Regions from separate parts of the Mus musculus genome. Here region 2 is linked to region 1. The links are chromatin loops, found by intact Hi-C in ENCODE. Cell type or tissue: left cerebral cortex. All regions are shown on one strand.

Evidence for each region. Peaks named below come from ENCODE experiments on the same cell type or tissue, not always from the same donor. Only the 100,000 strongest peaks of a DNase experiment are listed, where the experiment ranks them.
Region 2: a loop joins it to region 1, with 2.8 times the contacts of the local background. A loop is called at or near these places in 2 of 42 quality-filtered maps.

What each region holds. Positions count from the first base shown.
Region 1 is chr15:67,170,318-67,178,317 of GRCm38, forward strand. It overlaps St3gal1 (ST3 beta-galactoside alpha-2,3-sialyltransferase 1), which reads right to left and starts at 6,565. Exons shown (of 9, transcript NM_009177.4): 1 at 6,315-6,565. Gm31400 (a long non-coding RNA gene) reads left to right here. Exons shown (of 2, transcript XR_384162.3): 1 at 1-590; 2 at 1,181-1,564. In left cerebral cortex, CTCF peaks have their summits at 4,434 and 6,689; DNase peaks (open chromatin) are centred at 3,897, 4,470, 5,059, 5,596 and 3 more places; H3K4me3 peaks cover 4,213 bases; H3K27ac peaks cover 3,497 bases.
Region 2 is chr15:67,884,995-67,892,994 of GRCm38, forward strand. No RefSeq gene overlaps it. Among named protein-coding and RNA genes, the nearest start is that of Zfat, 370 kb to the right of the region's middle. In left cerebral cortex, no CTCF peak of the experiment used is centred here; DNase peaks (open chromatin) are centred at 3,746 and 4,122; H3K27ac peaks cover 1,018 bases.

The DNA of each region.
Region 1 (8,000 bases):
TTTAGTGTGTCAACAGAAAGTTAATAAAGGACCTTGCTACCATTTTATCTTTGGCGCACGTAGGGGCAATTGGGTACAATGGGTTAAACCGGTACTTCTAAGAACTCTGTAGTCCCCCACCGACAGGATCCATTCTCTCTTTTGACTGAAGGTAGGGTAATCTTTGGACTGACATACTGCAGCCTCAGGCTGCGGCAGTATCAGAGTAGATAACAAGTGTGGATTGGACATCACCAGTCTACCCAGGGTGCCCTCTACACCTGACTCCTCCCAATGTCCTCCCCAGGAGGTTACCCTGAAGAATCCCTCCAGCTTCCCTGTCCAGAGCCCCAGCCATATCCCTGGATGCTGGGTGGCTGTATTTCCAGAAGCCCGAGGTTGTGTATAGCAGGTTGGATTAGGGCGGAAGTGCTCCAGTTGGTCCTTCTTCTCCCAGTCCCCATGGTCTCTCTCCAGGGCCTCTGCACATCTGGACTGCCATGCAATCCTGGATCCCAGCCTCTTCCTGTGGCTGTTTTCCAGAGGTAAAGAAGGCACTGCATCATTTCCTGCTGATTTACCCAAGCCCTGCCCCAACCTGTGTAGGAGGGGTAAGTCCTTTATTCAACTTGAATTTTCTGTTTAAACTCAAAATGTTTCAAATACACATATTGGTGCATACACTAAACCCTTGGTAAAAAGTAGAGGCCACTGAAATCCTTCTCAGGAAGGCAAATAAGGCATGCTTACATAAACCTCTGTCTCCTAGGCTCCTCCTAGGAGGCAGAAGCAGGGTGAGCCTTTTACACTGCTGCCTCCTACTTGGGACTTAGAGGGTTGAAGAGGAAAATGGCAGAGCCTCACCAGGATCACAGTAGCTAGTCTCAATCCGTTCTGGGCATCTTAAACTTGATTGAAGTTCTCCTTCTTTGCCCAGTCAGCTTAGAGTGTTTTGGTACCAGGCTTGTTCCCAGTCACAGTGCTTTTGGGGTCACTTCTCAGTCCCTGTTCTGAGAACTTGGTAATTTTTCACTCTCATTCTCCCATAGGGAAGAAGGGGATTTTAACGGTTTTATACAACCCAAAGGAACAAAAAATGCAGGCTCCCCTGGGGGCAGCATGGGGAGCTTTCTGAGAGGTTAATATGCCATTTTACCTTAAAGTCAGCTGCCTATTGACAGTTTTCCTCTGAGCTTTCCAGAACTTTTGGACTCCATTCCACCATTTGGAAGAGACTAGAAGAGACTCGTGCCACAAAACAATCAATTTCTCTGGCAAACAGACTTAATTCAACTGGAACTTGGAGGTCTGAAGCTTCAACGAACCTGTCCTTTCATCTTCTCCATATGTTTACAAGCCAGTGGAGAGGCCCATGCATCCTACCAAGACTTTGCACAGAGGTCCAAAAGCTGAGCTGTTCACACAGTCCCACTGAACGCCAGCACCCTTACCTCACCTCTGCCTGCTGTTTCCTTAACTCCACCCTCCCCGATCTGCTGTTCAAATCTGAATGGGAGGTGTATGTAGAGGGGCAAGTCAAATATTCAAAATAAAGTATTAAGCTGCATCTTCCAAGAGAATCCAATGCAGCCTCCTGGCTTCATACACTCACACTGAGGTCTGGGGTCATACAGTCAGAAGTTTGTAGTGAGGATCTTACCCTAGTGTGTAAACTGGCCAGAGAAAAAGGGCACACTGCAGGAATAGGAGGCCAAAGCATCTAGTTCCTACCACCTCCAGCTGCCTCACCTCTTTGTGCAGAAGCTGACAACAGCCTGGTGTCTCAGTGGCTCTATTTCTCTTGCATACGCAGGGTGTACAACACTTTTGATATCTGCATGACATCACCCAAGAAAACACATCTGTTTTACTGCAGACTGACAGCAGAAACCCTACGTCCCTGAGGCTTAGAATCCCCAGGTTTCCTTCTGTGGACCCTTCAAAGATGAGGGTTCTCTCCATCTTTCAGCACAAGTGGCTTTGGTTCTGATAAATACCACACACGGCATGACTTGCCATCATCCCAGGTACCTCCCCCAGAATACTAAGACCTCCGGGACAGCCAGCTTTTCTACTCCAGTACCTCCAGAATCCTGTGAGGTATCTGGAACCAAACAAAGTTCCCATAAACACTAGCTCAGATGGAATCACTGAAATACAACCCTGACCACCAAAGTAACCAAAGAAGTGGTGAATTCCAGACTTCCCAGTGATGTGCGATGTTGGTTATCCATTAAGCACATCAAGACCTGAGTGAATAAAAATGAGTGGTTTTGGAGATGAAGAGCAGAAAAGTGTTAACATATCATTTTGGTGTTGTTCCCCAGGGCTAATAGTTTTGCATTAAAGCTAAGGAATTGAATAGAATAATGTCTAAGATCACTTTTAGCATGTAGACAAGGAGGTCACACTGGTCTCTTTACATCTACTCACAGAAGCCTCTTAGACACTACTATAAATGCACAGTCAGGAGTCAGACCTCATCTCTCAAACCCAGTATTGAGAACTGCTGGCAAAAACTTGACCTAGTGAAAGACAGGAAGTCACTCTGTCAGTGAGAGGGGAGGAGCCTGGGGTAGCACTCCAGTCTCCCCAAGTGGACTAGTTCTGAGGCAGAATCCGAGCAAACCTAAAGGAGGTGGGTACTGTCTTTACGAAGAGGTTTTGCTGTATGCCAGGTGCCTACCAGCAGAGAGCCACAGCTTCTTATTTTGCAGAGAATGAAACAGAGACCCAGGACCCAGAATAGCTTGGGTGGCACGTTGCAAAGCAATTGAGCCTTGGCACTGAGACTCAAAGACAGGCTCTGATGGGGCTCATGTCTATGTTCTTCTGACCGAATTAGAACAGACATGCTCTCGGGTTCTCAAGCCAGTGATGAGGAATGCAGTTTCCATGTGGGTCATGCAACTGATCCAAAAGGGCCTGAGAGTCTGATTCTAGAATTCACGCTAACCAGGCCACCTCTCCGTGCACAAAGCAGTCACTGGGAAGTAATCACTCTAGAAGTACCCCCTGCCAGTTGTTTCACTTCCCCATTTTCATTAACTTACAATCAGCTGAAGTTCAAAGAATACTACGTAGAAAGTTCTAGAACTTTTAAACTGATAAGTTTTGAAGCAACTTGTATTGCTGATTGTTGTTATAATTGCTCTGTTTCATTGCTAGTTATCATTAACCTTTTAACTTTGCTCAATATAAAATCTGGACTTTGTCATAGCACCCCATATTAGCTAGGATCTCGAGTATTTACTGGGGACCTTGGGAAATACCTCTGGAGAAGAGACCATTGTACAAAGACAAGCTGACTGGTAGACATTACATTTTTTCTGTTTTGTTTGCTTTATGGAGACCGGGAATGGCTTAGGATGAAAGCTAAGGTTCAGCTTCTACAAAGTAAAGCTCTGTCCAAACACAGACCCCTTGAGTCAGCAATTCCAGCCAGGTAAAATTGATAGGGGTAGGTATCAAAGGCACACATCTGGAGGCTCCTTCCTGGAGAGGTCTGCCTGACCCTTGTTTATAGAATAGAGTTCCGACAAGACAGGCTGCTTGGTAGGAGGAGAGAGGGACATTTACTTGTCACAAACTCACACTGAGGATCCGGGACATCCTTTTCTTTTAGGCCCATCCACAAACTACTTCCCCAAGGGGAAGGAAGACTCAAGAACCTGTAACATTAGTGACAGCCAACTGTTCAGAGGCCCCAACCTCAGGAGGAGCATGGGAAGGGTGCTGGTAGCCTGCACCTGAAGAATGAACTCAGAGCCATCTACAAATAGCTCAGAAAAAGTCAGCTCGTGCTCACTGCTCCAGAGCCCAAAAAGAGTGGTGCTCACACTCCCGAAGAAACCCCTGTGGTCACGTCAAGCAACACTTCCTGTTTTCTAGCCCCAGATCTGGTCAAAGCCAGTGTGGGGAAGGCCCCGCTAAGTCCAGGCTGTGGCTTTGCTGGCCAGCATGACCTGAACGAAAAAGGCAGGGAAAGGAAATGTCAGAAAGGACAGGGAAGAAGTCCTCTATCCATCCTTTTATTCTTTAGTTGGCTTCTGTTCACGTACATGTATATACACAAGCATATTTTCGAGCCTGTTTGCCCAGTATATGTCTACACACAGTTATACATAATATCTGTTCTTCAGGACTCTTTGGAGTCCGTAGGAATGGCTCCGCTTTACAGATATGGAAGCTGTGGTTTTCAGAGGCTAAGTCATATGTTCAAAGCGAAGTTCTTCATCTTACACCCAATTTTAGGCACACACAGGAGACACAGATGGAGAATTTTAGTTTTTTTTTTTTCTTTCTTTTAGCCAATCATGAAAGTTCAGAAAATGACTAGGCTTTGGTGTTTGGGACAGGAAGGGGAAGTGCAGAGGCGCAGGGGCCCAACCCAGTGGCTTTGGTCACCCTTTCTCACAGCTTAGTTTAACCGCTCTATCCAAAGCAGCCGACAGGGGGCAATGCATCCCTCTTTTTCAAACCTGGGGGCGCTCTGGGCCATCATCCAAGAAAGAAAACCTAGGGACACCGCCCGCAGTTTCCAGAACTGCACACTCTGGTTTAGCAGGGTGGGTGCTCAGCGCTCTCCTGGAAGTCACTGGATGAATTTTAATTTAGTAGCAATCGTGGAAAGGGACAAGGGGCGTCCGGACTCGGGACGCCTTCTAGAGGCCCTTTTAGTGCGCACAGTGTTAGCATCAACTACAAGTCAGAAGCGGTGGCAGAGATCGTCCCCTGATCCTAGCAGTCTTTCTGCTGGGGAGCGCCCCTCACCTGCAGCAGGAAGGCGTGGGCGCTCCATCTCACCACAAGTCCATGGAAGCGTGGGGACCCGAGACAGTGGTAAACTGGGAGAGGACAGGCTTTACCCATTAAACACAGAGAAAGTCTGGCAAATGCCTGATGTAGCAACTGTGCGAGCTTGTTCCTGTCCTGGGGGGTGGGGGGTGGGGGAGGGTCACTAGTGTCTCCGGGAGTCAATCAGCTTCCGAGATGGCTTGACCATCCCAACTCCCACCCACTCGCACGCTTTTGGGCGCGCACATGTCTCTCATGGAGCGCGCCACCAATTCCTGCTGGAGGAAGAAGCTGGCTAGGACCCTTGTGCAAAAGGCTGGAGAAACTCCAGGTTCCAGCAGATGGATGGAGGTTCGGGCACCTTTTCTGAGACTCCACGGTGAAGCAAGGCGAAGGGCCCCACGCTTTACCTGTACTACGAGGCAGGCACCGGGAGACTTAATCCCCTTCTCGAGTTCAGCCGCGCTGCCTCCCGCAAGGTCACACTCAAACACCCACGCGTAGAAAAACGAGGGCTGAAAGTTGCTTGCGCAAAGGTCCGAATCCCGAGCTAATAGTACTCCAACCAAGTCGCTTTGTCCGGTGTCACCATTGCCCACCCCGTGCACATATCAAAGCAGCAGACCATGCCCTGCGCAGGTCACACTACAGAGATGCAGACTTTGCTAACTTTTGTCCCATTATTTCTTGGCAGCTGCGGCGCCTAACGGGTTTGGAGCAGATTCCAAGTTTAGACTTTCCACCGCCACGCTCACTTTGACCACCCTCATCTACCCACTTTCTGACACACCGCTTTTTGCTGTGCTGTCCTAAGCTCCAACTTCTCCCCGAGATCCGAAACGGGGCGGTATTAGAGGTGTCCCGGGGACCAACAGCCTCCTCCCGGGTCCGCGCCTGCCCACAGCTGATCGGGAGACTCCATCCGGACACTGTCCAGACCTCTGGTCTGGAAAACCAACGCTTTCCAAGCGTCCCCAGTGTCCCAGCCCGAGACCTCCGCTTCTCTAGAGAGTGGGGACAATCTGCGCCTGATGGAGTCTCCTACCCGCGGCCCGGGCGGGGATCCACTGCGGTGCTGGGCGCAATGTCACCACGGCCGCTCCGGGAGCCACTGCTACAACTGCCATAGGCTCTTCACTGAGCTCCGGCAGGCTCCTCCAGTAAGTGCCAAAGAGCCTGGAGCCCCAGAGCTGGAGTCTCCTCCCTGACCCGCAGGTAGAAGACCACCGTGGCGGAGACAGAGATCTCTCTCCTTGTGTCTCCCTCTTGGCGCCTAGGGTCTTTGGTCCCATTTCTACTGTTACACCTTTCTAGTCCCTTTCCCACCCCTTCTGTGCCCGGGTCGGGACGATCACCTCAGTACTCAGAGAACACAAGCAACATTTCTCCAGCCCCAACTCGCGAGGGGGCGCCGTCCCTGGGGCACCGGGACAGGGACCAGCTGGGTGCGTACTTACCAAAGCCAGAGACACTCCGGACTTTGGGGGCACTGAAGAGGTTCAGAGAGGTATCTAAGGAGATGTGTTCAGGATACTTACCCAGCCAGCTCAAACCTCACGCTCCTTCTCTGCCTCCTCCTCTCTCCTCCCTCCGGTTTAGGGCTCTTTGTCTTTGCAAAGTGTCGAAAGTGTCTGGCATAGTGGGCTCCGCCGGCAGAGGTTAGCGCCGGAGAAAAGGGAGGCGGGGTGAGGATGGGAGCCGCCTCTGGAACACCTTCCCCCGGGTGTAACGGGAGTGAGAGGCGGGGCGTCCGGGGAGGAGTCGCTTTCGCCCGCCCGGTCCCAGCCGTGACTCCGGCGCGCCCAGCACGGCTCTTCGGCTCTAGGTTCCTCCCCTTCCTCCGCCCAGCGCCCGCCCCTTGGCGCTCGGGCGCCCCCCTCCGCCCCTCCTGCCGGCCTCAGCTCGGCTTTCCTCTAGCTTGGGGCTTCCTGCAAGCTCAATATAGCTCAGCCAAGCCACGTGGACAGCAGCGGGCTGGGTGGAGGCCGGACCCGTCTGAGAGACGCCGGAGGAGGCAGCGCGGGAACAATATCACTGCCTCAAGAGAGGGATCTGCGGGAACAGCTGGCGAGGCTAGGGAAGAACTCCCGAGAGGCTCGAAGCCCGTGGGGTCAACCCGAGGGACGAGGCGTTGGGCGTGCACCGAGAGGATGTGGCTGGCGGTGCCCAGAAGAGCCCCATTCAGGGTCGCAGTGGAGAGAGAGGGCGATCAGGCAAAGCCACCGCTTTTTCTGAGGGCGTGGGACTCGAGGTGGGATTTAGGTAGGCTTGGGGAGGGGCACCGCGGGGTTAGGGATTGCGGTGTCTGTGCAGCCAGGACTGGGAGCCGCAGAGCAGGTCACTATAAGCATCCACATCCCCGCCCTTCCCGTCTACTCCGCCGAGGGCCTTTCCTTTGCGGATGGATAGACAGCTTCGCAGACCAGCGCTAAGCAAAGGCTGATAGTGGGAATCAGAGTTAGAAAGGTCCCCAAGGCAGCCTGGGGATGGGGATTTGGTTTAGGTTAGGGTAGAAGTTTTTCTGTTTTAATAGGGAAGTGAGGGTACGGAATTTAACGTGTGTGGGTCGTAGATCATAAATGGTGGATTTAAAAGGCATTTCTAAGATCTGGTTTGTCAGTGGGTATCCTCTCACTGGAACTATCTCATCTACAACTTTTCCGTGGAATGTTAAGAGGAAAGACGGTGTGCGCAGGAGTCTCTCCGTTTTCAGTTCTGGAGACTTCTGGGGACAAGCCTTTGCAGTGGGGGAGGCCAGAGCTGCCTGGCTGTTTACTCACTAGAATGAGGCTGTAATGTTGGGGCGAATTTGCGGCACTTCTCCATTACGGTGTGATCTTGGGCTCTTTGGGCCATATCCACTGTTTCCTAGGTTTGTGTTTCCACGTACTCCCTTGCAAAGGGCCCTGGTCCCAGCGTTCGTTTGCTTGGGTTGTTGTACTGAGCAAGTGGATACAGGGCTCTTGAAACTGCCCTTGGCATCTAAGAGCTCACTCAATCCAAGCCAGCTTGTGGAAGGAGGAAGGAGTGGGTTTCAACTCTGCTTCTGGACTGCCTAGATAGGGTTGGTACACTGTGTAAGTTCCGAGGAAGTAGAAGAGAAATTGTTAAAAGGGAAGAAGTGGAGGACAAAGAAACAACAAACTACCAGAAAAGGAAGGAAAAGAACAGAAACCTCTAAGTTATAATTTGTGTGTGCGGGGTAAGGGAGAAGTATTGCCAAG
Region 2 (8,000 bases), 710 kb after region 1:
TGATTAACTGAAACAATGCATGGGAGATGTCCTTGCTAGCTTTAACTGCTACCTTGCCTAAGAAGAGAATCTCAGTTTGGGGATTGTCCAGTTCACATTGGTCTGAGGCTGAGTCCATGAGTATCTTATTTATTAATTAATGTAGGAGGCTCTCCCACAACAAATAGCACCATTCCCTGGTCAGGTGGTCCTGGGCTGTATTATTTTTAAAAATCTAAGCCTGAGTCTGTGAGCAAGCCAACAATTAAAGTTCCTCTGAGGTTTCTGCTTCAAGTTCCTGCTTGAGTCTCCACCCTGACTTCCCTCAATAATGAGCTATAACCAGTAAACTGAAATAAATCCTTTTGTCCCAGTGTTACTTTTGGTCGGGGAAACAAAAGAATCTAGGAGCAAAGGTATATAGCATGCTCTACAAGTCAACAAATGGCAGAAATTTTGAGGACTAGGCTTCCCACTCATGTTAGCTCTTCTACTCAGTCTTTTCCATCCTAGAGAGAAGAGCCAAGCTTCCTTGTTAGTGTTACAAAGTCCTGCCATATACTATAACATATGTCTGAATATATTGCCATGCTGGGTTTATTGTCAAACCTACCCAGAAAATCCTAAGCTCTAAAGTAGTCTAGCATAGAATTATACAAATATTGAAATAACAAGAGTGGAATAAAAGTAGATGCATACTAATGTGAGGACTAATGGGTAGAATTAGCTAATAAAGACAGATCCACTAAGGTTTATATAATATGCTTTTTAGTTTGTCTATAATGCATTCTGGTAGTATAGTTGCTATGTGATTTTCTAGAGATAAAAATAGAACAAATAAATTTTTAAATAAAATAATAAAAAAAATCAATGGCATTTAACACAGGAAAAGGGGGCCTCTCTGTGCTCTAAAACTATGAAGCTACTTTAAGTTAAGCATTCATGAGATTGCTCCTTTCTTAAATTGATTACAGAGTTCTATTAACATATGGTTGGGAAGACTCATGAATCGCTGCCCTGTTCCTGGGGACCACACAGCATGCTAACTAGCTGAAGAGCCTTTTCCTTCCCCTCATCCCTGTTTATTACTTGTTTCCACTCAACAGAGGAGCTGTGGAATAATTGGACCATTCAGAGGAAATACTGGTGGCCATGTATGAGTAGTGTCTGCCCCATCAGCCCCTCCAGATGGTACAGATGTGGGCTTCTTGGGACATGATGTCATGTACTCCTTACTCCAAATAAGCAGGCAGCTCACTGACCAACCAAGCATTGGACCTTGAGTTTTCTGAGAGTTCTCTTGTTCTTTTTAAATCTGACCAAAATGATCTAGAGAATAGCTGTCTATTCTCCCCTCACAAAAACCCCAATACTGTCCCCCAAGGGTGTCTAAATGAAACAAAAGTTCAGGGTCAGCATTTGTGACATGGATTAGACATGGTGTGAGAATAATTGCAATTTCTCTGAGTTTTACTTTGGTTACCTTCCCTGACAATAGCACTTATATTCTACAGAGAAAAATAGTTTTCACCATGATTTATTCTTTACAGAACCACAACTAAGCACATATAGGTGTCATTTATTTAGATTGACAACTGACATGGGAAAAAAAAAGACACAGACTCTGTTCTAGTAGAAAAAGACATATATATTAACAAGGAGGAAGGAGGATCCTGTAGGGCCATAGTTCATACGTTGATGAGGTACAAATACTCTGCTATCCAGGGGGGAATAAAGGATTCACAAAATAATGTGATTTGATTACACAGTTGATTCCTGGGGGAAAGAAGGAAAGACAATGTAGTGAGTGAGAAGGTCATTGATAAAGCTGCTGCTAGACTCAATACCCCAGCATGTTAGGAGTCCATCAGGAATTTAATTGGGCCTGGAGTTCCAGGGATCATGTATGGAGCAGACCAGGCAAGAAATAATATGAAATGTTGAGTTTGATATATAGAGTTACTAAGAAATCATTCCTAATTTCTTTGGGTTCGTCTTCAAGATTACATGTTACACAAATTCTCTTCAATCAAAATCCTAGTCCTAGCCAAACCAATTACAGCTTCGAGAGACCATGATATAGAAGGTCTCCAGCAGGTCTGTGCTGAGATATCCGATATATATATATATATATATATACACACACACATATATATGGTTTTTCAAGGCAGGGTTTCTCTGTATAGCCCTGGCTGTCCTGGAACTCACTTTGCAGTCCAGGCTGGTCTCAAACTCAGAAATCTGCCTGCCTCTGCCTCCCGAGTGCTGGGATTAAAGGCGTGTGCCACCACGCCCAGCTCCTGTGCTGAGATAAGATATTAAGTTCACAAAAATTGTGAGGCAACAAATATGTGTTGGCTTAACTCACTGGGCTTGTTGTCATTTTATATGCATAAACAAATGACCATTTGTTTATGCATATTAAAGCTCAAAAGCATCTGTGCATTTTATAAAGTCAGTTTTCTAACAGGGCAGAGAGCAAATTAGAGGACAATAAGGAAGAGAGATGGGCTAAGAGGCTCTTTTGAGATTACCCACAATGGAGTGAGGAAGTGAGCTAGAGAAGAGTAGAAGAAAATGCACAAGAGACATCAGAGGTAGACTCATAGGGACATTGTTCTAGCAGGATGTGTAGAGCAAGAGGAAGACAGTGTGGAGGGAAAACAGAACGGGATCTCTGCATGGGCCTTACCATGAGGTTAGGGCTTTGTTACCTCAGCAGCCCCTCAAAGCATCACTCTGACTTAATACCAGATCCATTGAGTGGCTAAAAAAGCACAAGGGAATTTTTTAGACCTGTGGAGTAGCCAGTCCTAAAAGTCTCATGTTGAGGTTTTGTCTTTTACTGTCTATTGTGTGACCCCCAAGACCTGCAGTTTGTGTATAGCCTCTGGGTTGCTGCCTCCAAGTTAATTCTGATTGGTGAATAAAGATGACGAAACCCAATAGCTGGGCAGAAGAGACATAGGCGGGATTGACATTTCCTGGGCTTGAGGAAAAGAGGACCACTAGGAGAGGGAGGAGAACCACCATGGGATAAAGGCAGAATGAGCAGGAGGAAAAAGGAGAGCCACCATAGACTAAGGGCCAAGAGAAAGTGGCCCAGAGGGCTGCTCAGTTGGAGTTAAGTGCAGCCCAGATGGAACATAGTCAATAGTAAGTGATGAGTTGGGGTTATCGATCGGAAAGTAGATTCCTACAGCATGGAGGGCAGGCAGCTGCCCAGCTATTGTGCTGTTTAAGGCATATTTAAAACTGTAAGGCTGTGTGTGTCTTTCATCTGGGAACATAAATGGTCTGAGGTAGGAAAGAAGCTCTGTGCCATGATTTATAATATTATCCAGAAAAAAAAAGCACTTTGATACACTTTTTAGTCGTAATAAGATTATCCCTTAGAATGTCCCTGCGTATGGATACCATTACCATTACAAGTGCCATAGAAATCCTATCTCTATGTGGTCATGGAGATCCTCCTTCATGAGACATGACCTCTACAATACCCAAGCCATGCTCACACGGGGAGAGAACACATCATCAACGTGTGGGTGGATGAGGAGCTAGTTTCAGAGTTTTCAATGTCTTCTGGTATGCTTCAGATCACATACATCTAATTTCCTTTAAAAATTCTTAGAGTTTGAAATGGGTATGTTGAAAATTGATGCTTTCATTCACTTTTAATGAGAAATTTTTTCAAGAATTATTTGTGGCTGTCTTATAAGCCTTTCCCCAGCCATCTGGAAGGCAGGCTTCCACTCAGAAGTGCTAACAGGGATATATATGGAGGCTGGATCTTGACAAAATTAGAGATGGGGAGAAGCACATTTTAGCAGCCTTTGTCTTCCCTTCCCTTCCTCCTACCTTTCTCTCATGAGTCCCAGAACTGGGCCTAGGTGTTGTATGACACTAATTTATGCAAATGCCTTTAATAAGATTCTATTCTTCCCATAAACCTGGTCTATCCTGTCAGGGACATTGAGGGCTACACAGGAAGACTAGAGGAGGATCATAGGAGCATTTACTGGTACCTTTAAGAACCCCCTCAGTAATGGAAGCAGTTCAGATGTAATGTTATACATACAAAATGGCAGGTGAAGGTAGAATAATTTGTCCATGGTTCTAGAAACGAAAGGACAGTGATTAGTGACATACATCCTTAAGAACAACTCCGGGGATGAGCAATTTCATTTAGTGCTCATCTCTGGAGCATTTAAAGTATGTGTAAAACACTATCCTTGACAGATAGGAAACCTACAACCATAAACACAAGGCGCACATTTCTGAGGGACACACAGTACTCATACCACAAGTGTGAAGGAGAGCATGGCAGTTCGTGTGTGCTGTAAAGGAGCTTCTACATCTTATTCGGAACAGGAGGCAGAAAGTAGAAATGCCAAAGGCAAGAAGGTATAGGACTGGAGGCCCAGTCCCTGTGAAAAGTTCTCTTACCTTTCATGACCACCCATTGCTCTATCAGAAACATGCATGCTGTTTGTTACTTTCTGTTTGTACATGTGCTTCTTTGTTTCCCTGCTTGCTTCTGCTGATATAGATGTGAGAGAAGAAGAAATGCTGATCAGAAGATGAAATATGGAGCAAAAGCACCATCCCCTATATGCTGCGTATCCTGTGAACTGTAACTGTAACCGCCTCTGAAAGTTGTACAGGAAAGCTAGAAGAGGGTCAGATGAGCATTCACTAGGCACCTGCCACACGCCAGGTTCTGTGCACAGTGCCTTACTATTTCCATGTTTCTTAATACCTGCATGGGATTATTTTCAGTGTATAAATGAGGAAACTAAGGCAGGCTCAGAGAATAAACCACTTGCTTGAGACCCCCAACTACCAGTTAGAACTTTGGTTTGAACCTCCTGCTCTGACTACCTCCAAAGCTACACTTTCCAGAACAGTAGCCAGACCAATATTCTGACCATTTAAAAACTGAACTCCCACTAAGATTTGCTCCCACTAAGATTTGTAAAACAAACACAGATTTCAAAACTAATACAGAAGCAAGACCATAAAATAACTCAGTAACATTTATTCTGTCTATAAGCTGATTTGATAACATTTTTGCATACTGGGTTTAATAAAATGGGTTAGTAAAGTTAATTTTACTGCTGCCTCTCACTTGTTTTTTTTTTTAAACATGGATATTGGAAATAAAATTTTGCAAGTGTGGCTAACATTGTGGCTCACTCCCCTTGGACAGGTGATAACCAAAAATGTGGTGTGATAAGGGAAGTATGCCTCTTCTCTTTCCTCCTTCAAGTGCTCTGCCTTCCTTGGCTCAGACCTGACCCCTGGGTCAAGAAGAAATGTCAGTGTGGAGAGTTGGGATGGTAGGCAGAACCTGACCATGAAAGCCTGAAGAATGGTGCTCTGTGTGGTCCAGAGGCATCAGATTCCACCGCAGCCTCCTCCTCCCTAGAAAACGCTTTAGAGTGGGTATTTACTGATATTTAAGCAAACTGAACACAAAGTGACAACCTGTCCACTCTGAAATACCTTGTTAATTCTTCTCACTTCTCCACTTATAACAAGAAACACCATAAGCAGGGCTGTAATCTAGCTGAAGAAAAACTAAATCAGGTCCCACGTTCATGCACCCTCCTCCTACAGAACCTATTTGTTTGTAATAATAGCAGTAATGAATAGTATAAATGAGACACATAAATGAGGAATGCTAATTATGCTTGTAATATATGTGAATGAAAGGAAAGCCATAGTGTGATCAAATGCTGGGGCCCTGTTAAGGTGATTTTACATGCATGAATTCATAGATCCCTACAGCCTTCCATGAGATCAATACTTTTATCAGCCCCTTGGGAGCAAGGTCGCTGACTTGTAGACAATAGCCTTCTCTATTGTATGAGATGAGATGGAACTGAACACAGGCACTCAGCCCTATGACCTTCACAGAGAAAAAGGCAGGACAGAGGAGGAAAATGAGGTTGAAACTAGCTTTTATGGGGTTTTACTATTTATTCCTAGTCACATATTAGATCTAACATGTGGAGACTGGTCTTCAAATTACCATCAGGAACGATATGCGTTTATCTGCTAGATATGCCATTTGACTGCTACAGACAGTATATAAGAATGAATAATTCATCTAAGGTCATCCAGCTTTGAACTTGATTTCTTTGTCCCTGCAATTGAGGCTGGGGATAAGGCTAGAATGGGGCTGGGGCTGGGGCTGGGGCTGGGGCTGGGGCTGGGGCTGGGGCTGGGGCTGGGGCTGGGGCTGGGGCTGGGGCTGGGGCTGGGGCTGGGGCTGGGGCTGGGGTTGGGTCTAAGACTAGGACTAGGACTGGAGCTGGAAGGTGGACATCTGAGGTAGGAAAGGAGGGATAAAAGAAGAATGTAAAGAAGTACCCCCATGTCGGTGTGTGTATCCTCAGGTACATGGGTTATTTGTTGAAGCCAAGAAAAAACAACTTTTATCGTTTTTTAAAATTCAGATTTATTTGTCCTGTGTTCTGTGTGTGAGGTGGGGGTGGGGGGTTGTTTTTGTTTTTGTTTGTTTGTTTGTTGGTTTTTTTGGGGGGGGTGCTGTGTATATGCATGTGCTCCATGTACATGTCTGGTACTTGGATAGGGCAAAACAGAGCACTGGGACTCCTGGAACTGGAGTTATAGATTACTGTGAATCACCATGTGGATGCTGGGAATTGAATCCTAGCCCTCTCCAAGAGCAACAGTGCTCTTAACCACTGAGCCATCTTTCCAGCCCCACATCTTCTAGATTAAACCACTCCTCCCAACCCTTATCACAAAGCCAAGTACATAGTAGGTTCTTAACTCTGCTTACTGACTATAAGGTATACCTCTACAGAAGCCTGACTTTTTGCATGTGAGCCGCATGAGAGGAAGTGATATTTGTTTGCTCCAGATAATACACAAGTTTCTCTTCCAACCGATGAATATTTTCCCCTTGAGATTCTTTAGAGATTCAAGCCCACCAGCTATTTTAAAACTCAGATTTATTATTGTAGCACACATCCCTAACAGATCTGGAGAGCCCTATCCTCTTTTATTTCCTTCATACATCTTCCCAGCTAATTTACAAAGAAGAAGCATAATTTGAGGTCACTTTCATGTGCTAACCCTGTCAAAAGATAGCCAGATACACATTATAAAGACAATTCATTCAGACCCGGGAGGCCAGCTTCTGAGTCCTTGGTTAGCAGATACAGTGGGGGTGGAAGGGGACCAGGGGCTGGTTAACGGTCTGTTTATGATAGTTGCCCTTCAAAAAGGCCATTTTAAAGGCACCTCCCTCAATTGAGAAAATGACATAAATTAGATGTGACAACATAAAGACAGTGTGATCAGAGAAAAGGGAAAGAGGCGCTTCTGGAATCTGTGGTGTTTACTGATGGGATCTACAACTGGTACTTAGCAAAATGAAGGACAAAAGGCCATTTCTTCAGAAGAAGCTGGCACTGTAGCCCCTAGACTATTAGTTAGAGATTAATAAGAAATGGATTCTCTCTCCCTGTAGCCCTTTGGGGAAATAGTATGATAAGATGTAATTCGAAAATGATTTTGAGGATTTGGCAGTAAGAGGGATCCAGCTAGCTGCGAGAGTAACCTGCAATGTCCATGTAATAAATTAAGATGGACTGAATTAAAAAATGGCCCTTTAGCAGTAACTGACAGAATAATTGATTCTAGGAAAAATCACCAATTGATTTTATCCCACTTACTATCGCTCCTAGCCATTTTTCCAGATCACTGGGGTTTTAAATTTCATCCGAATTTTGTGGATCATAAATTCACGATGTGCTTATTCAGGCTGTCCTTCCAGACATTCATACTGTTGCAGTCTGGTGTCAGCATCCTTAAGGTGCCCAGGCTGCACAACCCACTGAGGCTCACTTAGGTGAGGACAGTCTATGTTTCCCAGTGCCTGGCAGCTAAGATCATCTTTTGAGTAATGTACTGGTCTGAATGTAAAATATCCCTTCACAGACACCTACCTGTATTTTAAACACTTGGTTCCTAGCTGGTAGTACTGA